5 separate regions of the Homo sapiens genome follow, and regions 1, 2, 4 and 5 are each linked to region 3. Evidence: read pairs that join two places in POLR2A ChIA-PET (ENCODE). Cell type or tissue: MCF 10A. All regions are shown on one strand. Region 1 has its middle 8.5 kb from the start of MIR4788. Region 2 has its middle 5.3 kb from the start of LINC02004. Region 3 holds the start of AMOTL2 (angiomotin like 2). Region 4 has its middle 12 kb from the start of ANAPC13. Region 5 overlaps LINC02004 (long intergenic non-protein coding RNA 2004).

What was found. Peaks named below come from ENCODE experiments on the same cell type or tissue, not always from the same donor. Only the 100,000 strongest peaks of a DNase experiment are listed, where the experiment ranks them.
Region 1: POLR2A ChIA-PET joins it to region 3 with 25 read pairs; 9 of 35 experiments call an interaction of 5 or more read pairs at or near these places.
Region 2: POLR2A ChIA-PET joins it to region 3 with 15 read pairs; 19 of 35 experiments call an interaction of 5 or more read pairs at or near these places.
Region 4: POLR2A ChIA-PET joins it to region 3 with 64 read pairs; 19 of 35 experiments call an interaction of 5 or more read pairs at or near these places.
Region 5: POLR2A ChIA-PET joins it to region 3 with 18 read pairs; 21 of 35 experiments call an interaction of 5 or more read pairs at or near these places.

The regions. Positions count from the first base shown.
Region 1 is chr3:134,444,278-134,448,277 of GRCh38, reverse strand. No RefSeq gene overlaps it. Among named protein-coding and RNA genes, the nearest start is that of MIR4788, 8.5 kb to the right of the region's middle. In MCF 10A, no CTCF peak of the experiment used is centred here; DNase peaks (open chromatin) are centred at 1,287 and 2,417.
Region 2 is chr3:134,306,235-134,310,234 of GRCh38, reverse strand. No RefSeq gene overlaps it. Among named protein-coding and RNA genes, the nearest start is that of LINC02004, 5.3 kb to the left of the region's middle. RefSeq lists a silencer at 1,474-1,768. In MCF 10A, a CTCF peak has its summit at 1,674 (motif pointing left); DNase peaks (open chromatin) are centred at 14, 1,654 and 2,644.
Region 3 is chr3:134,372,628-134,376,627 of GRCh38, reverse strand. It overlaps AMOTL2 (angiomotin like 2), which reads left to right and starts at 2,181. Exons shown (of 10, transcript NM_016201.4): 1 at 2,181-2,286. RefSeq lists enhancers at 524-1,321, 1,322-2,121, 2,122-2,921. In MCF 10A, no CTCF peak of the experiment used is centred here; DNase peaks (open chromatin) are centred at 1,497, 2,067 and 2,817.
Region 4 is chr3:134,472,028-134,476,027 of GRCh38, reverse strand. No RefSeq gene overlaps it. Among named protein-coding and RNA genes, the nearest start is that of ANAPC13, 12 kb to the left of the region's middle. In MCF 10A, a CTCF peak has its summit at 1,909 (motif pointing right); a DNase peak (open chromatin) is centred at 1,917.
Region 5 is chr3:134,314,036-134,318,035 of GRCh38, reverse strand. The region is part of intron 1 of LINC02004 (long intergenic non-protein coding RNA 2004); the gene reads right to left. Among named protein-coding and RNA genes, the nearest start is that of LINC02004, 2.5 kb to the right of the region's middle. RefSeq lists an enhancer at 3,748-4,000. In MCF 10A, no CTCF peak of the experiment used is centred here; DNase peaks (open chromatin) are centred at 375 and 2,365.

The DNA of each region.
Region 1 (4,000 bases), 72 kb before region 3:
CGTAAATTGGGCCACAGTTCATGAAAACATTCCTATGATAGCTCATTAACAATGACGATAATCACAGCAGCAGTTCTGTAAACACACCTGTGGACACTGGGTGCTACATATTTTGCTCTCGTAATCAGCCTTTGCCTTGTTCTGTGTGGTGCCTCAGTGAGCTGTGGGCCAAGCACTGTGAGTCCCTGCCTTCCCAATGCAGAGACTCTGGGCTCTCTGTTGGTCCGCTCTCCAGATGTTTCTGGGGGTTCCCAGGTGCCATCCCACATGGGCTCTGAAGCAAGGCCGCAGACATGCTTCCAGTCTCCCTGCTCACCGCTGGCCCCAGCACTGCTGCCCCTTCTGCCCAATGTCCTTGTGAGGGCATCTCTGCTGCCGGCTGTGGCCGAGCCCCACCAGAGCATTGCTGCATGTCCTAGGTTGGGGACCTGGCTCCCGCTTTGTGCCCTTCTTCCATGCTCAGAAATCCCTCCCACACTGCTGCTCCAAGCACATCCTGAGACAGCCCCAGGCCCAACCTTGTCTTGAGAGTCCCTGTTGCACTGGCTTCCACCCAGCTCCCAGACATCCTCCAAGGACAGGGCCCTCTCCCCACACCCTCCATCTGGCTGTCTACCCTCACCCCACCCAATCTCCAGGAATCTCCATGGCACACCCTCAGCCCAGAGAGCAGGTATTTCCTTTCCCACATCATCAGTGGGAGTGCTGAGTGGTCCCTTTCAAAACAAACATGTTGTCTGCCCCCAACATGACCCTTTTGAAATGTCATTTTTCTCAGCTTTAAAGGAAAAGAAAAGGCCATGCTAAGGTCCAGTTTCACTTAATGATCCATTACACATCCAACAATCCACCTGCTGTCTTCTCAGCTACTAAAACCGTCTTTATTTCCAGCCTGCCCCTCAGAGTTGGGCACACTTCAGGAGCAGAGGCCAGAGCCAACACTCACCATACCTCACACACCTCTGGGGAGAAAAGGGTCCTTAAAGTCAACTTCTGGAGCCTTCCCAAAGGAATACAGGCTGCCTGCACACATTCAAACAGAGGTGGAGGATCAAGGAAACCATGCAGTTGAATCTTCTAACTTTAGAAGTGGGGAAACTGAGGTGCAGAGAGGAGAAGCAACTGATCCAGGGTCATTCTGCAAGTCAGTGGCAGGGCATGAGCTCTGACCCATGGCACTTTCCATCACAGAAAGTCTACGGCTTCTGTTCCCAGGAGACAAGCCCACGCTTCCTCAGTAAATGGCAAGGGACTTCCAGGGCCTTTTCATCACCCCGAAGGAGGATTGTGGTCAGGAAGTGTGGGCAGAAGATATTGGACAGTCACCAACTGAGCTGGCTAGCTCCAGACTTGTTTGGGCCTGGAGCAGGGGAAGGAAGTGTGACAGCAGAAAGAAGGGAAGGGGAAATGGGGACCCCCACACACCCTGGCTTCTGCAGCATCTGCTCTCTGCCTCCTCCTTCCTGGGTCCCTTCCTGGGTTCTTTCCTGTACCCTCTTCTGGGTCCACCCTTCCCTCCTCCCAACTGCAACACCTCCTGCCTGGCCTTCCCCACTGTCTCATCACCTGGGTCTTCCTCTGAGTAGAACAAGAGCAGCTGAGAAAGTGTTCAGGAAAGGAAAGGAAGGGGATAGTAAAGAGACAAGATATGCAGAACAGCTAATAGAGCTCCCCAAAGTGAAACCCTAATACTAACTCTAACCCTAACCCTCCATGCTGGCAGTGGAGCACCTTAGAGCAGTGGTCCCCAGCTTTGGCAGCACACTGAAATTACCCAAGGAGCTTTAAAAGATACACATGCCTAGACTCATCCCACAGACTGATTTATTTTTTTCAGTACAACTTAAGAACCAGGATTTGTAAAAGCTCCCTCAATGATTTAAGTATGTAGCCAAGGTTGCAATCCAATTATCAGAAGAAGAGTCCCTTGTCTATCTCATATTGGGTCCTCTGCTTCAATAAGAGGCAAATAATTTTTAGATAGAAAGTACTGAAATCTATTCTATTCCAAGCCTACACATCAGAAATCCTGATTGTTCTAGCCTGGCTGTCAGATTTTCTGCTAAGCTATCTTCCCTGGCATCTTGGACTTCTGCTACCACTGTCAAATCTCAAGATCTCTGATTCTCCATAGTCCTTTTCAGTTCCCAAAGCTCCTTCATGTGAGGCTGTATGAAAAAAAGCTTATAGTCACCACTGCTGTGAATGTGGTCTTTTTAAAAGCTCATCTCTATCTTATAGTTATGACAGAGTAACTGCTACCAGAGTTGTCCTACCACTGAAAACAATAAGAAAGTTGGACAAATTTATGAAACAGCTATTTCCAAATCCTAGACAACAAGAAGTGCAGAACTATGATCAACAAGAGTCATGAAACAAACAAGCAAGCCCTACAGTTTCCCTGGCTTTCTGCCAAGAGTCACTTTTCCAGACAGTGGTGCAGGGGAAGGAACACAAGCATAACACTGCAGTCTTGCCAAGTTAAGCAAGCAGAGATCAGGGTTAAGGGAGGCTAAATCAGCTGGAATTTATGGGGCAGAGCACTGGAACAGAGAGAACTATGCAGAGAACGAGCCTAGAATCTGCATAGGGGTCTCCTTGAATCTATTGCTGAAAACTAAGCTCTGAATGCTTAGGTTAAAACTCCACAAAGCTATGCAAAGAAGTACTGAGAATCTGTATGCTGAACAGTTCCTAGAGCTTACACAGGCTATGAGATAGTAGAGATCCAGCCAGAGGGAAGAGATCTCATTTAACACCCAGTGAACTCAGTGCAGATCCTAGAAGAGTTGTAACTTGGTAGTAAAACTAAATAAAAGAGACCTAAAATAAAGGCTACTCTAGACCTGCCTTAGAAAAATTTAACACAAACTTTGAAAAAAATGAGCTGATTCTAAGTTCCCTAAGTGCATGCCACAATAAAAATTTAATATTCTTTACAAGAAACAGAAGTCATCCACTCAAAAAGGTAACTGTGACAATGCCTAGCATCCAGTAAAAATTACTAGACATACAAAAATGCAGGAAAATGTGACCCATACTTAGGGGAAACATCAGTCAATAAAAACATACCCAGAATGACAGAGACTTTGGAGTTAACAAAAAAGGATATTAAAACAACTATTACAAATATGCTCATGTAAACAGACATAATGCGAAAAGAAATGAGAGCTATAAAAAAGAACAAATAAAAACTATACGGATAAAAAAAGAGGTATTAAATTAAAACTTTATTGGATGAAATTACCAGCTAATTAAACACTGCAGAAGAAAAGGCAAGTGAATTTGAAGACATAACAATAAAAACCCTCCAAAATGATACATGCAAAAGAAAAAAAAGACTAAAATAAATTAACAGAGCCTATTAACTATGGAAACATATCAAGTAGTTGAACATATGTGTGAAGAAGTAAAGGCCAGAAAAATACTTGATGAAATAATACCTGAAATTCTTCCAAATTTGAAAACATTTCTAAAACCACAGATTTAGTAAACTCACTTAATCCCAAGAAAGGTATGCACAAATAAAACTACATGACAGCATATTGCTGAAAACCAAGGATAAGGAGAAAATCGTAAAAGCAGACAGATTTTTAAAAGACAAATAACACATAAAAAACAAAATGAGAATTTCCATGATTTATCATTAGAAAAAAGTGCAAGCCAGAAGACAGTGGAATGACACTTTAAAAATTCTGAAAGAAATGAGGTCAGGAGTTTGAGACCAGCTTGGTCAATATGGTGAAACCCCGTCTCTACTAAAAGATACAAAAATTAGCCAGGCATGGTGGCACGTGCCTGTAGTCCCAGCTACTCAGGAGGCTGAGGCAGAAGAATCACTTGAACCCGGGAGGAGGAGGTTGCAGTAAGCCGAGATTACGCCACTGCATTCCAGCCTGGGTGACAGAGTGAGACTCTGTCTCAAAAAGAGAAAAAAAAAAATTCTGAAAGGAAAACAAATCAATAGGAAGTAAAAATATCTTTCAAAACCAAAGATGAA
Region 2 (4,000 bases), 66 kb after region 3:
CTCCCACCCCCTTCCTCCTCCCTTTTCTCTTCCTCCCCTCCTTTCTGTTACAGGAATTGGACACTTGTAAAGTAGACCAAAAACAAACAAAAACCACCTGACTTGAAATGCCTCAACTGGAATTGAAACCAAAGTCCCCAAGGGTCATAGTTCCAATGCCTAGCCCTTAAGCAATGTCAGCAAGTCTTCACAAACCTAACAGCTCAGGCCCTTGGCCCAAAACAAACTAAGAATGGTAAAGACAGGAACGCTGAACTGTTGGCTGCGGCATACTCCAGTGGTCTTTTGATCTGTGCCTCCACCCCCAAATAGGGTTTGGCCTGCACCCCTGACATACCATGTACCTGTGCTGCTGTCACTGGCTATTACTGTATCAAGGCACAGCGATTTTTTATTATTACAGCAAGGTTCATTGTAAGTGATAATAGATATAATTTCAAATAATTTTGACAGGTTTAAATTTGGGAGATGAGTGCCCTAAAAGGTCTGTTTAGAATGTCATTTTTATGTCATAATGCAGCTAAGAGTCCCCACAAAAAGTGGAAGTGGCAGCTCAGGCATCTTCGTCTGGTTCGAACATGCAGATACTGATCGCTTTACCATCAAACCTTGGACTCTTCATAGGAATCCTTAGAAGTTACTTGTCAATTCCGTGAGGATGACTGTGGTTCAGTTATGTGTTATCTAGTTAGGTTTGGTATATCCAGCAGAAATCCTATCCAGCAGGAGCAAGCCAACTGTGCTGAGGCTTGTTCCTGTCAGGGCACCCCCATTCTTCTCTCAGTTCACCACACACACTTTGCCGACTCAGTACTATTTGAAATACAAACCAGTGACAGAGCCAGCACCAATCTGAATATAAAACATTAAAATTAGCTGGGCGTGGTGGCGGGCGCCTGTAGTCCCAACTACTTGGGAAGCTGAGGTGGGAGGATCTCTTGAGCCAGGGAGGTGGGGGCTGCAGTGAGCCAAGATTGCACCACTGCACTCCAGCCTGGGCGACAGAGTAAGACTGTCTCAAAAAAAAAAAAAAAAAAATGAAGTCACATTGTCATTTATTTATTTACTTATTTTACAGACAGGGTGTCGCTATGTTGCCCAGGCTGGCCTCAAACCCCTGGGCTCAAGCGATCCTCCCATCTCAGCTTCCCAAGTAGCTGGGACTACAGACCCATGCCACCGCATCAGCTCTTATTTTTAGATTAAAATTATAAATACTCACATAAAGGTTCTGTTATTTTCTTCCTGCACCCCCAACAGATCATCTTACATATCCCAATTTGGAGGCCACTGACCTAACCAGGATCCTCTCACCCCAGGAGCCCATCTCTGAAAAGCTTTCTGCTATCAGAAGCGCCCCAGCAGTTAGCCATTTCCCTGAAAATCAGGCGGCCAGGCCCCACAACTGGAAGAATTTCTGACAGAGCAGAAGAATCACATGTTCCAATTCAGACTTCTACTTTGGTATCTGCAACCGCCAGCCTCCCCATGCTCCCCTGCCAAGTTGTGGGGGTGAGGGTGGGCTGAAGACTGTGCTGAAGCAAGGTGGGGTGGGCCCTACTGGGTGTGAATTTGTGGGACTCCCTTGTGTTCCCAAGGCCACACTCAGGCTGCATTCCTGAGGTCTGCAGGGGAGTGGCTGCGTTCCTGGTCCAAGTATAGAGAAACAGCGTCCCCTGGTGGCCCTAACATGTAGTGCCTCAGAACCCCGGCTCCTTCCTTTACTATTTGCTGAACTCGCTTTGATGCTCTAGTATAATGGCGTAATTATTTATACAGCGATGTGTTGCAAAGACCTGGGGTGGTATCTGGGCTCATCTGTGTGATCTTGGGCAAATTAGCTTCTCTGAGTCGCAGTATCTTCAGCATTAAAATCGGATAATCAGACCTACTTTTTAGGGTTGTTGCTAGAAGCAAATGAAAGGATAAATGAAAAGCAGTAAACAGTGGCGAGCACATAGGCAGGACCTCTGCTATGATGTTGGTCATGACGCTTGATGTTGATGCCTGCAGACACTGAAAGGCAACTGAAACATCTTTCTAGACACAGACCTGGAGAGATAGTGAGAGGTTGTGGACAGGAACTCTCCTGTTCCTGAGCTAACACACACGGAGGAGCAGTGAACACGTCCTGGACAGGTGTAGTGAGTACGAGCCTGTGTGTGTGTGCACAAGCACCCTCCCCATGGAAATGCAGAGCGCTCTGGAAGGTGCTCAGCATACATCGCAGAGGGAAGGAGTGGTGACAGCAGGGAAGCAGTGTCACTTATTCTCCAGGCATATTGCAGAGCTAGACCCTGAGAAAGGATCAGAGTTTATTAATTCATACAATTACTTATTGATCACCTAATATGTGCAAGGCAAGGTTAACAAACTTTAGCAAACAACTATCACAAAACATTCAAACAGAGGCAAGTGTTAAACAGCAGAGTTAGTGTAGGCTGGTGTTCTGAGGACTAAGAATTGTATTCCCCAAAGCCACCAGGACAGAACAACTGAAAACACACAAAGCCAGGCCCAGGCAGAGTAAGGATTTCTGTGCTCTGGTGGCCTGCGGGAGTTGCATCACCACTAAGCTCTCTGGAACATGCTTGGGCCCACTCAGTCCATTTGAAGCCAGGACAAGGTGTGAGGTGAGCCCTCTGTAATCATCCCTGCTCATGACTAGGATTCCAGCCAACTAAAATGTGGTTTTGTTAAAAGCTAGTAACCCCTGGGTGTTCCCCCAGCTTTCTCCTACCCACACCTGCAGAACGGGATATGAGCCCTTCCTGGGTTTGGTGATGAAGAAAGAGAGGGTCTGGTGGCCCAGAAGAGGTACGCAAGATCTGCCAACCCCAAACAGGGCCCTTAGGGAACAATCAGTTCTTCCGCAATCCAGAAGAATTTACGCATCTGCACAGGTGAATTGAAAGATCAAAATACGTGAAACATTTGTTGCTGTGCTTCCCAACCACCCCTAAATTACAGACTTCTGACTTGTGGATATTCATCCTCACACCCTTGAGAAGTGCCCTGACCTCACAGAGCCTATTACTTATATTACTTATTAAACACCTACTATGTGCTGGGCAGGGTTAGCAAAATCAGGGGTGGAGAAGGCTGGGTACTAAGGTCAGGGAAGGGCTTCTGCCCAGTTGAGGCTTCTCCTTTCTCATAATCTCCTTTCCCCCTTGGATTCTTTTTCTCTTCTGTCCATCTCACCCATATTCACCTCTAGGGGGATGCAGGGCTTGTCTTTGGCCCACTGCTATCTCCACCAAGCACAAAACATTAATACTCCCTCTGCCTCCAGCACTGCCATTCAAGGTAAATGCAAAATTGTTGCTGCTTCAATGTTTCTACTTTCTTGCAAACTTGGAAAACAACACTGCTACAGTCTTTTTTTGAGTCTTATTCTGTCACCCAGGCTGGAGTGCAGTGGCGTGATCTCCGCTCATTGCAACATTCACCTCCCGGGTTCAAGAGAGTCTCCTGCCTCAGCCTTCCGAGTAGCTGGCACTACAGGTGCATGCCACTACGCCCAGTTAATTTTTGTATTTTTAGTAAAGATGGGGTTTCACCACATTGGCCAGGCTGGTCTCGAACTCCTGATCTCAGGCAATCTGCCCGCCTTGGCTTCCCAAAGTGCTGGGATTACAGGCATGATCCTCCGCACCCGGCCCAGTCTTACAACTTTTCTGGAAAGGTCCTGTACAGCTGTTCAGCTTGGGAGTGAGTTGGAGTAGGAGACGAGCTGGGAACCACCCACCATGGAAAACGCTGTTTCTGTAGAGACATTCTGAGGTCAAACAACTGATTTCAAAAGCTCCAGCTCCCTAGATCCCTGTGGATCTGTTTTCCCTTTTCCTTGTCAGGCACCTGGAAACATTCCACCCTTTTCCTGACTCTCTTGTCTGCCTAACACTCTAATCAGTCTTTCTTGGCTCTGTCCTTGTACCTCAAGAAGGAGAGAAACAAAGGAAGGAGCCAGTTCACGGACAAGGGCTCTTCCAAATTC
Region 3 (4,000 bases):
CACATCTGAACAGTGGTCACCTTCTCCACCAACTATCCTGCAGAGCTGGGGTGGCCGCCAGCTTAGGTAGGCTCCACCGCAGGCCATGCCTGACAGATCTTGCCTTCTGTTCTTTCTGCAGAGAGAAAGGGAAAGGAAAAATAAAAGTACATGCACATTTCTCATTTAGGTTTTGGGATCCCTCTCCCGCTTCTGTCCCTTTGGGGACAGAAATTAGCAATCATGGGGGCCTGTGTGGCTCTGCAGCAGGCTTGTCCACTCCAAGATGTACCTCCTTCACCCTAGCTGCCTTGAACTGACGCCTTTCTGCAACCATCTCAAGAATATTTGTCAAACATTTTGTCAGGTATCCTCCCAAATGCCTGAAAGACAGGACTGTACCATGTGGTCTTTCCCCTGGTTTTACAACCCGAGTGCACATGTCCACAACCACTCCCCTGCCTCCACCAATTATGCTGTCCATAAGGTAAGGCCACTCAGAGACCTCTTTCCTTTCACTTCTAAAATTCCTACCTACAGTGGTATACTGATCACAGCTTCTCTTCGTAAGGGGATCCTTGGAAAGACAAATATCCCGTAGCTTGGCACAAATGATCCATTTGCTCAATCATCTCAGATCCAATCACTGTTTGAAACACAGTATTTGACTTCCAAGTAAAACACACACGTGCGCACACACACACACACTTTTTGTGAGTTTTATTAAAAATTAACAATGTCCCTGGCAATTAAGCTTGCAGAATTTCCTTGTCCTTGTTTCCCTCCAGTGAATTTGGGACTTGCAAACTCCATGCTGATGGGAGGACCCAGCCAGGGGTAGAAATCAGCCCTGACTCTCTGGGTGGACAGGGGCCTGACTGCCCCCACCTCACCCCAACTGACTTGTAGAGAGGGCTTGTGTGATGGGGAACGGGGACAGCATGTGTCAGAGCGAGCTTTCTGAAGAAGGGGTTTCCATCTAGCAGTGGAAGTGTCCTGGGGGCAGAGGAGAGGATTCCATGCAGGAGCCACAGAAGTGGGTACAGGGGAAAGCCCCTGGCTGGCAGGGGTGTAGGGGGAGGTAAAGAAGAGACTAAAGCAAGGACAGGGTAAGTGGAGAGAGGAGGGCTCCCAGTGTCTGCCCTGTCCATCTAGGGAGCCTGGATTCTGATAGCCAGGGAGGGGTTTTGAGAATGAGAAACCAAGCAGCCCAGTGGTTGATTACCTGGTTCTCACTGTGTGTGACTCTGGGCACGCTGCTTAAGCTCTCTGAGCCCTGGTGTCCTCATTTACAACACAGGGATGATAACAGAACTCCGTTGGAGGGTGCTTGGCAGGGCTGAATCGGATGACTGGGCGAAAAGCCAGCGGTGGCACACCTTGCACTCTGCGTAAAGGGGCGCCTATTATCACCTTGGGGAAGAACTGGACAGAGCGCCTGGCGGCGGGTGATTCAGTTGGGTAGGTGGGTCAAATTGACCGGATTTTCCAACCCAGATTCACACTTCCTGTCGAGACGGTCGTAAAATAGCTGGCGAAGGTGTTTGTAAACAAAAGTGCATTCAAAGGTTGCCGCTGGGGGTGAAAACAGCGGGGGTTAGGGGAAAGAGGCTCTGTGGCTGGAAGCATTCACTTAGCCCGGGGCACTGTCCCAGCCCAGAGGATATGGATGTCTTTGCAGTCCCTCCTCCCTTTCCCACCTCCCCCGGTACACACACACGCACACACACACACACACACACACACAGCCGGAGTCCCCTCCCGCAGCAACCCCAGGACACGCGTGGTACAGCCCTTGCTGTCGTCCCGTCGATGGGTTTAGGGATGAAGGGTGAGAGCGGGTCGGCGACTGGGAGTGGAGGCGATAATGGGCAGAGTTGGATTAAATTGTCTCCAGCAGCTCCGAAGGCAAAGCATGGGGCAGGGGCGGACACACCGCGGCCTGGAGGGCGCTGGGCGCGGAGGAACGGAGCTCGGGGGCCGGGCCGGCGCTCGGCCAGCAGCGCCGCCTCCCCGGAGGAAGGCGGGGGCCGGGAGGAGGGAGCGGGAGAAGGCGGAGGGCGGAGGAGGGCGGTGCGCTGAGAGGTTATTTGTGGTTCGCTTTGATCCCGAGGGGGAACCTGAAACTCTCACATTCCTGGCATAGCAGCCGCCTCCGGCGCGGGCCGACCCTGGGGCTGCGCGCTGGGGCGCGAACAGCCAGAGCGTCGGCGCCACGGCCGAGAACACATCTTCGCCGCCGAGCTGAGCTGGGCCGAGCCGGAGGTTGTGGTGTCTGACTGCGCTGGGCACCCTCGGGCCGCAGCGGTAAGGAAGGCCGCTCGGCGCTCGGGAGAGCGCGCGAGGCCACAGAAACGTGCCCCAGCCAAAGCTGGAGTCTCGGCGCAACCCGGCCTTTTCCGGGAGTCGGAGCCTCGAGGATCGAGCGTCCTCGGGGCGCAGTGCGCCCTTTCGAGGCAGCCGCAGTGCCTGGCAAGGGCCGCTCTGCCCAGGGAGCGCAGCGCGCTGGGCTTTGCGGGGCTCTAGAAACGCGCGGGTCTCTTGGGGCTGGGGGAGAGGGGAGAGGGCCGACTCCGGAGACAACAGCCACAGTGTTTCGGGTTGCAGGTCGGCGGGGGTGGGGGTGGCGGGGGACAGGGATGGAGGCGCCGCTTGGAGCTCAAGTTGCAGGGTCCTGCGGGCTGATTTGGTTAGGTGGGGGTTACAGGTGCCTTTGCCCCCAACTAGTCCAAGAATTCCTCTTTGTCTTCCTTGGAAAATCCTCTCTGGAGCCACGAATTGGCCCTCACTTAGAAAGAATGCAGCCTGCTGTCCAGCCCGGTGACGTCAGCGTTAGAGTATTTGGAAAACAAAGAGGGCTCGAGAGGGAGGGAGGCGGACCCGCGATGCTTAAAGACCTCTCCGGGCCTCGGGCTACCCTCACCGGCTCGCCCCAGGCGTACCAGCGGCCACCGGTGCTCCAGGTCCGCCCGGGCTCGTGGTGGGGCGGGAGCCCTGGCTGGGGTGCCAGAACCTCCTAGCTTGGAGACTGTCTTTGGTTCCTTAGGCGAGCAGGAGCCCAGGCCAAGGCTGGAGACGCGCGCTGGCTTAGAAAGGCGGCCTTCAGAGAGCGCAGCGGGCGAGTGCAGCAGAGGTTCGCGGCCGGGGGCGCGGAAGCAGGTTTTTGTAAAGGCCCAGGCGTTTGATGTCTGAAAGGACGTGAATCTGAGGGGCTTGGCCGGGACAAATTCGCGATGAGAGGCCTTGGAGATGTTCCTTGCTCCCAGTCCGGGCACACTATGGAGCGCCTGGAATCTGTCAGGAAGGCTCCGCATTCCTTCCTGCCGCTCCCCTGCCTTCTCTGTGGGAGTCGGCCCAGAGAGTGATTATCATAGGAAATGCCCGCAGATAAAACTCCAGGGCGAACTGAATCCCATACGAATTGAATCCCATTTGCTTGCTTTGCCTCGGGTAGCTCTGGAGTCTTGCACATCTACCCCTCGTTGTGTGTGGGGGGCGCATGACTGGGTGCCAGGAAGGATGGGTACAGAGGTGCCCTCCAGACTCATCCCCCACTCCCCAGCTCTGGGCAGCTGGAGTACTGGGGTGGGGAGAGGGAAAAGATCGGGAATGGCTGCTCTGCCAACATGCCATAGCCCAAACTGAAGCAGGACACTAGGGCTAGTTTAGTGGCAGAGGAGGGGCCACATTCCTCCCACCCACCCCCCCAACCCCTGCCCATACACACAGGACCTGTGGCAGTGTGGATTCTGTTTAGTTTTCCCTGGATCCCAGTTTGGAGATTTGTGTTGGAAGAGGCTGTGGAAAGGAAGCTGGGTGAGAGAGGCAGGCAGATTTCCAGTCCATGAACCACTGGGAGCCCAGGCTTAGAAGGGAACTCCTTTCTCCGATATAATCTCCCAGCACTTTAGGCTCACAGTCCCCTCTCCCCTGCCCCAGGTCTCTCAACCAACAGCCTCCCCTTACTTCTCCAGTTGGCCCAAGTCAAGATGGGCTTCCTTGACACTGATGTCAAGAAAGA
Region 4 (4,000 bases), 99 kb before region 3:
CCCGTGCACATCAGGAAGCGGACATGCTTAATAATAACCCTAGTCCTTGTTTGGGAAGCAGGGGAGGGTGGGAGAGAAGAGGGTCTGCAGACAGGAACCTCTTAGGAGTAGTGGAAAGCTGTGTTCCACTCAGTACCACAGTGAGATGGTGAACTTCAGAGTTTCATGGTTTGTTGGGTGCTCCAGAGGAAACCTGCACCTCAACACTGAGTCTTCCAGAAAAGGCAAAGACCTCCAAGCTTGGAACCCCCTCCTACAAGGGCCCCCTCAGACTTGGCAGTGAAGATAATAGCAACGACCCAGATAGACTGAAGAGTAGAGGTCTTTACCCATTTTTCCAGGTCATTCATGAGTGTCCTAAATGCTTGCAAGACCCTAAGAAGGGGAAAGGACACCCCAGGGACCACAGAATTAATTTCTGCTTGCAGTGCAGCAGAGTGAGGCCAAATGGACTTAATTTGCTTTGAAAAAAAGAAATGTGCTATCTCTTGTACCCTCCTTGAGCTTGTGACCCAACACCCAAAGGATGAGTAGTAGTAATAAGGGAAAGAATTGGGAGATGAGGATTGCTTACAGAGAGAGCTAACTGCATAAAGCCAGGAGGTAGGACTGGCATTATAAGCAAGGTGGGTAGGCAGGTGTCTGGCTAAAAAAAGTTTTTCTAAGTCATTGAAAGGTTCTAACTAGAGAGAGTGGCCTGATCAGATTGGATTTAAATATATATATATATGTATATATCACTTTGGAGATAAGAATAGAAGTGGAAAGAAAAATTAGAAGAGCTTTGCTTTGGCTCAAGTGAGAAATGATGGTAGTTTGGATTGGCAAGATAGAGGTAAAAGTAGAAGGACTTGAAATATTTGTTCGAGGTGGAATTGTCCAGACTTGCCCAGTGTGAGCACTGCCCTCATGACCCAGGGGTTAGATCTCTGAGCTAGACACAGGACTAAAGTTACAGCCCCTAGTCTCTGGAAACAAGGTCTGAGTCCAGGGGCTGCTCATCCTTTGAAACCCAACTTAGACTCACATCGTAATAGTATCGTAACGATGACACGATGGTTAATCAAGCACTTCTATGCACTTTAAACACATGAGTTCCAGCCCTGACATTCACCTTTTAGGTGGATAGCATTGTCCTTATTGATCAGGAGATGGTGACTTAAATGATTTGTTCCAAGTTAACATTGAAAGACTTATTCCAGGCTGGACACGGTGGCTCACGCCTGTAATCCCAGCATTTTGGGCGGCTGAGGCGGGCAGATCACCTGAGGTCAGGAGTTTGAGACCAGCCTTGCCAACATGATGAAACCCCGTCTCTACTAAGAATATATTAAAAACAAAAACAAACAAACAAAAAACTAGCCGGGCATGGTGGTGGGCGCCTGTAATCCCAGCTATTTGGGAGGCTGAGGCAGGAGAATTATGTGAACCCAGGAAACAGAGGTTGTAGTGAGCTGACACGGTGCCACTGCACTCCAGCCTGGACGACAGAGTGAGACTCCGTCAAAAAAAAAAAAAAAAGACTTATTCCAAGTCATTCAAATAGTAAATGGATTCCAGCCTAGGTTGTCTGATCCCAAAACCCATGTCCTCTCCCAGGACCATGTTACCTTTCCTGTAAAACTTTCTGTGACATGGGAAGAAAATCCTACCAGAATACTTAGAACTTTAAAGTGTGTACCTTGTTTCTAAAATTGAGATAAAGAACTAGAAGCATTTTTAATAGGAGCATGGGAGTCATGAAACATTTAAAGATTCAACCTTTTATCAAACTCATATATAATGTTGTCACCATGAGTCCTGTTGTCACTGGATTTTATACGAGATTAAATCTCTGTAGTTTCAGATTTTGATGCATTTGAGAGGATAGTTTAATGTCAATGCTACAATACCCAGCAGGGGGCGCTCAATTCCTTTTAGAAAGTTTGAATCACTGGCTGATTGTTAGCTCTGAACGCTGAAGATTCTCAATACGTGTGATCTTTCGCTTGAAAGTGATTCTGCATACCTGGGCTGCCCAAAGTGCTAGCTAGCGGTTATGTGAGGAAAGCACAGCCTTCCTGGGATTCTGGCCAGCCAGGCTTGGACTGAGCAGCTCACCTAGTGGGCTCCCCACTCATGCTTTGTCGGGGGCAAAGTGAGGGCACCCAAAAGTTGAGGGCAGTTCAGAACTTTTGGTTAAAGAAAAAGAGGTCTGGAACCAGGAATTTTGCCCACCTGTGTCCCCAACTTATAGTCAGGCCTGGGGCTCTTTCATTAAGCTGTTTCCCAGATCTTTGCATGAAATCGTTTGGATAATTTAGGCATCATCCAGGAATAATCCATTAGGCTCTAGAAAGACTGTTTTTCTTTTTAAAAAAAAAAAAAACAAAACAAAAACTCTTATTCATGTACAGATTTGTTAATACAGGGACACTGTTGTCACAGGAGTTTGGTATACAGATCATTTCATCACTCAGGTACTAAGCCTAGTACCCAGTAGTTATTTCTCCTGATCCCCTCCCTCCTTCACCCTCCTCCCTCAAGTAGGCCGCAGTGTCTGCTTTTCCCCAGTTTGTGCCTATTGGTTCTCATTATTTAGCCCCCACTTATGAAAACATGCAGTGTTGGCTTTCTGTTTCTTCGTTAGTTTGCTAAGGATAATGGCCTTCAGCTCCATCCACATTCCTGCAAAGGACCTGATCTCCTTTTTAATGGCTACATAGCATTCCATGGTGTATATGTACCACATTTTCTTTATTCAGTCTGCCATTGGTGGGCATTTAGGTTAATTCCATGAAAAGACTGTTTTTCAAAGCTTCCTTTCTTGATTTGGCCCCGCTTTACCCACAGTTATATTTGTTCACCAGTTTCTCACTCTCACTGTGCCATACGCCATCAGTGAGCTCTCGAGGAAAGACTGGGTAGTGGCAGGCCTGAAAAGGCAGCTGGGTGGTCTCCTAAAGGGACTTCATACCTTGTGGCCTTCCTGGCCCAGATGATGGATGGTGCTGGCCTCTGCACCGGAACCAGCCTGGACCAGCTAGCTGCTCAGGCGTGCAAGCAAGGCAGTTGCCCTGGGCCTGCACTCAAAAGGGCCTGCATTTGGTATAATGCTCCGCTTTTGCTGTCTTGAAAGTGTTAATAATTTTTTAACAAGGAACCCACATTTTCATTTGGTACTTGGCCCCATAAATTGGGTAGCTGATCCTTGAATCTATGGTATCCATCAGGGTTCCATGCTGGACAGTGACTAAACCCAGCAAATGCCCTCACCTTAGAAGTGAGAATTCAAGGGACTGTGGGTGTTGGCCTTTGGGGTGACAGAAAAGCAACCAGGGCCAGGAGGAGCGACAGGGAGAATGCTGGGTCAGACCCCCGGGCTTGCCAGAGTCCTGACAGGGGTTCAGGTCCTCGAATGATCTCCTAGGCAGTTGCTGAAATCGGTTCCTCAGCTCAACTGAACCCTCTGTCTTTTTTGCCTCCTGAAAACTAGCCTCACTGACCATGGGAGGAAGGAGAGGTACAGAACTTGAGGTGAGGTTATCACCCAATCTCAGGGCATGTCCCTGCCTAAATTTCATCTGGCTCTTAGCCAACTACTATATGAACTTGCACTCTGTCACCCTGGTCACAGCAATGCAGCTGTTGCAGAATCGAGCCTCTTGAGTGCTGCAGGTGTGAGAAACACAACTACAGAGCTGGGACCAGTGGTTACCCCATTCCTTCATTAGTTCTGCTCATTACTATAAGGATTTCCACCTAGATTTTTATTTTAGTTTACCAACTGGGTTGAACCATATGAAAAAGCTGTTTTTATACATCAAAAATAGTCAGATAATTGCAATTTCCTGTTTTCAGCTAATATTATTCTTACCAAGAGCCAACTGTGTGTGTATACAAACACACGCACACCACACACAAACCGGATTTGATGGGGGTGGGTGGGGGGAACAGGCAAAGGGTGGAGAATTTGAAAACAACCAAATGACTCCAAAGGAAGTAGGGGAGAGGTTGACGT
Region 5 (4,000 bases), 59 kb after region 3:
GAGACCACATGCTGCTGAGAGAGAGCTGAAGCCTGGGAACCCACCTCTTACCCTAGAACTTAAAGTATAATTAAAAAATAATAATAATAAATTAAAAAAAGAGAGGGAGAAAGGGCTTCTCTTCTGGCCCTCAGGCATCATGCTTAAGACACAAGGCCTACTAAGTCACAAACAGCCTACCGGGAGGATCGCAGCCCTGAGGCTTCTGTGAGCAAAATCCCAGAATGACTGCAGTCTCCAGAGGTGTCACCTCTACCTCAAGCTCCTCTCCCTCAAGCTCCTCTCCCTCCAGTGTTCTCCCCAGGGGATGGGCAAGAGTTTGTGGCTGGGTGGAGAATAGCTAAACCTGCTGGCATGCAGGGCTGATGGCTTCTGAACTATGGGAAATACCACTAGGCATTTCCAGGCAGATGGGGGCTTTAGGGAATTACTTATGATTCATGCCAGTCTGCAGGGTATGTCTGTGCCAAAGAGAACAACACAACATTGGAAATACTTTCTAACCAGAATCACTCACTCCCTCACTCAGTCACTCACAAGCCCACTTGTCATTCATTGAGGACCCAGAGATGGGGCTAGGCACATCTATCCAGGCTTTCTTCCTGCAGTTCTGTTCTCAGTTGAAAAACAACATCAGTGGAAGAGGTAGGCCAGTGGAGAGCAGCTGGGCCATGAAGGGAAAGACAGAAAAAGTTCATAAGCTGGCACACAAGAGCCGCAGCCATCCTATGGGGCAATGTGGACCCTGAAGACTCGCCTGCCTTCAGAGGCTGGCGCCACCACATGCCTCAGCCTCACCGAGCCTCAGCTTTCTCATGGAGGAAGTGAGAGGGTAATCCCAGACCTGCCCCAGTCTCAACATTGAGAAGTGGGGTGATGTGGGGAGTCTCTCCAGATCAGCATACTCTGCTCCAATGCTCCTGTTGTATTAAAAAAAAATCTTTGAGGCCGGGCGCGGTGGCTCACACCTGTAATCTCAGCACTTTGGGAGGCCGAGGCAGGCAGATCACCAGCTCAGGAGTTCGAGACCAGCCTGGTCAACATGGTGAAAACCCGTCTCCACTAAAAATACAAAAATTAGCTGGGTGTGGTGGCATGCGCCTGTAGTCCCAGTTACTCAAGAGGCTGAGGCAGGAGAATAACTTGAACTCGGGAGGTGGAGGTTGCAGTGAGTCAAGATCGTACTACTGCACTCCAGCCTGGGCGACAGAGCAAGACTTCATCTCAGAAAAAAAAACAAAAACAAACAAAAAAAAAATTTGAGAAAATTATACACATATTACATCTTTGTCATTAAAATATCCAGGAAACACAGATAGGCGAAAGGAAGTCAAAAACATAACTGTTAATTGTAGAGGAAAGAGCTGTTAACATCTGGACATAGGCTTTTTCAGCATTTCCAGTACCTAGATATATATTTTAATTGGCTTATACTTTATATATGGCTTGGTAATTTCCCTTTTTTTCACTCAACAATATGCCATGAGTTTCTTTCTACGTCAATAAGCAAACTTCCTCGACATATTCTAATGTTTGCATGACATTCTGTCAATGTGTTGTATGACTAATTTTTCCTTTCCCTGGGGTCTAAATATGATCTAGCACAGAACTGTTACTGATCCTGACTTTATTTAAAATTTTGATGTTTGGTTCACCATGGATTAATCTTTATTTTTAAAAAGTTGCATTAAAATATTACTTGTCTTGATTATGGGGTTTTGGGGTACCCCCTACTTCAGTTGCTTCACCCTCATTCCAGCCCTGTGTCATGTAGATACTCCATACTTTATGCCACTAAATGTTGGGATCCTTGAGTTGTTTCCAGTATTCCAGTTTCTCTGTCTCTGTATTTCCAGAATCCAGTACAATGCCTGGTGCCTGGTAAGCACTCAATAAATATTTGTTGTATGACTGAATGGACGGATGAATGAATGAATGAATGAATTGGTGAAGGAAGGAAACACTGCAATGATTATTTTTGTGCCTAAATTTTTGTACACATCCCCTGAAGGAAAAGGGAATGGGTGTCAAGAGAGGAGGAGGAAAGGCAGAGGCCTTAATGGAAGGACAGCACAGGACCAGGTGTCCACAGCACAGTCCAGGGGAGGCAGCAGTCTGAGTCATGTGTGTGTGGGCGTGAGGCAGGGCTCTAGTGGGCTGGAGTTGCCCTCTCAGTTTATGCACTATCCAAGCCCACCTGGAACCCCCTTTGGAAGTCCCCAAATGGAGCTATCACTACTGCGGCGTGGCTCTAGCCCAAAGAGCTGGAACCAAAACACGGCCATATCCCAGCTGTGTGACTAGCACATGCTCACACAGAGGCGGCACACACACCCAGCCCCAAGAGCCTCCCTCGCACAGGCTGACTCAGAAACTCACTTGGAGACTGGGCTGCAGGCCCGCTGGCCGGCTTACTTCTCCAGGGGTGCCGAGACTCTGTGCCCCCAGCGTAGAGCTGCCTCTCCATAGCAATAGCAACAGGGGGTTTTCTCAACCCTAACCAACGTGTGGAATTTTAAAATAACAAAGCCAGAATCCAAGAGAGGAAATTCTAAGAACATGAAATAAGTCAAAAAAGCAGAGGTGGCTGTTTATTTTCCATCGACTGCTTCGTCCTCTGCCTCCCTCCCTGACCCCAAAGGCTGGGGGAGGGGTCCGGATTCAGATGTCAGCACCACAAAGCTAAAGGAAACCCATCTTCCTGTGTTTGCCAAGGAACAATGCTGGAGAGGCCATTCCAAGGCCTGCACTTTTCCTCTGCACATAAGAATTTAGGTCCCAGTGCATTCATGGGACAAAGAACTTCTGGATATAAACATTTCTGTTCCATCACTCAGTGACATTTGTGACACACAGAGACTAAGATCCCGTGTGGCCTCATGTGCTCAGATCCATACTGACCCAAGCCGAGTGAGGATCTAGTAGGAGATTTACAGTCCTGGCCCCACCTTTCAGCTAATCAGCTGAAGGGTCTGATCTCCTCTACCACCCCAGTGACAACCTCCCAGCTCTGCTTTCTGTCCCTGCCCTCCGAGCTCCCATTAGTCCTTTTCTGGATACTGCCCAAGTTCAGCCTTCCTGGCCCTGACCCTCCTTGCTTCATTCATCCTGTTCTCAGCCCATGGGCCAATCTCCCATGCTGCACCTGCAAGCAAGGTCCTTCTCTGCTCCAATTCCTCCTTGCCCACAGCATTGGGTGCCCTGGATGTATTCCAGGATCTTTATGATGCCCTCTTCCATGCCAGTCTCATGTCCTGCATGCTACCACCCCCAAATCAGGGAAGGACAAAAAGCAGGAAGTTCCATGACCAGACCCACATGGTCTTCCCCTTGGGAAGGCCCCTCCGCAGGGATGAAGAGCTGGACAGCTGCCTTTTCGGAACCAGAAATCAGTACTACGAAGGGGAAGAGGAGTCAGTCAATCAGGCAAGGTGCTGAGAGACCAGCCAATGTACACAGAGCGCCTACTAGGTGCTAGGCCCCACACCAGATGCTTATGGGCATTATCTATCAGTCCCCACAATACTCCCACAGCAGCGTGCTGAGTCCTGATTCTCTTCTCACTCTTCACGGGCCACTGCTGTGCCTCTCGCAGAAGAGGGGCTCCATAGACCAACCAACATCATGAGTGGACTGAGATGGACACCCTGACCCTTACTGTGACTCAGCTGGGCCTTTGGCAGGCATGGGGAGAGGCCAGGAGCAGACTTATGCTCTGTTTGGGGGCCAATCGCAGCACAGGCTCTTCCTCTGCACATAAGGTTCCCTCTGTCTAAAATACTCTTCTCCCATCTTTTGGGCTGACTCCTACTGATCTTCCGTGTCACTCTGCAGCTTCTCCCAGGAAGCCCTCCTGGATCTCCACCCCCAATCTGTGTTATTCCTCGGTGTTCCCCCACACCCTGGGCTTCCCCCAACTCTCCCTCGGTGTTTCAGAGACTGTCTTGAGGATCAGAATGTCAGCCCCTCAAGGACAGGATGACTTCACCTCTGTGCCCCC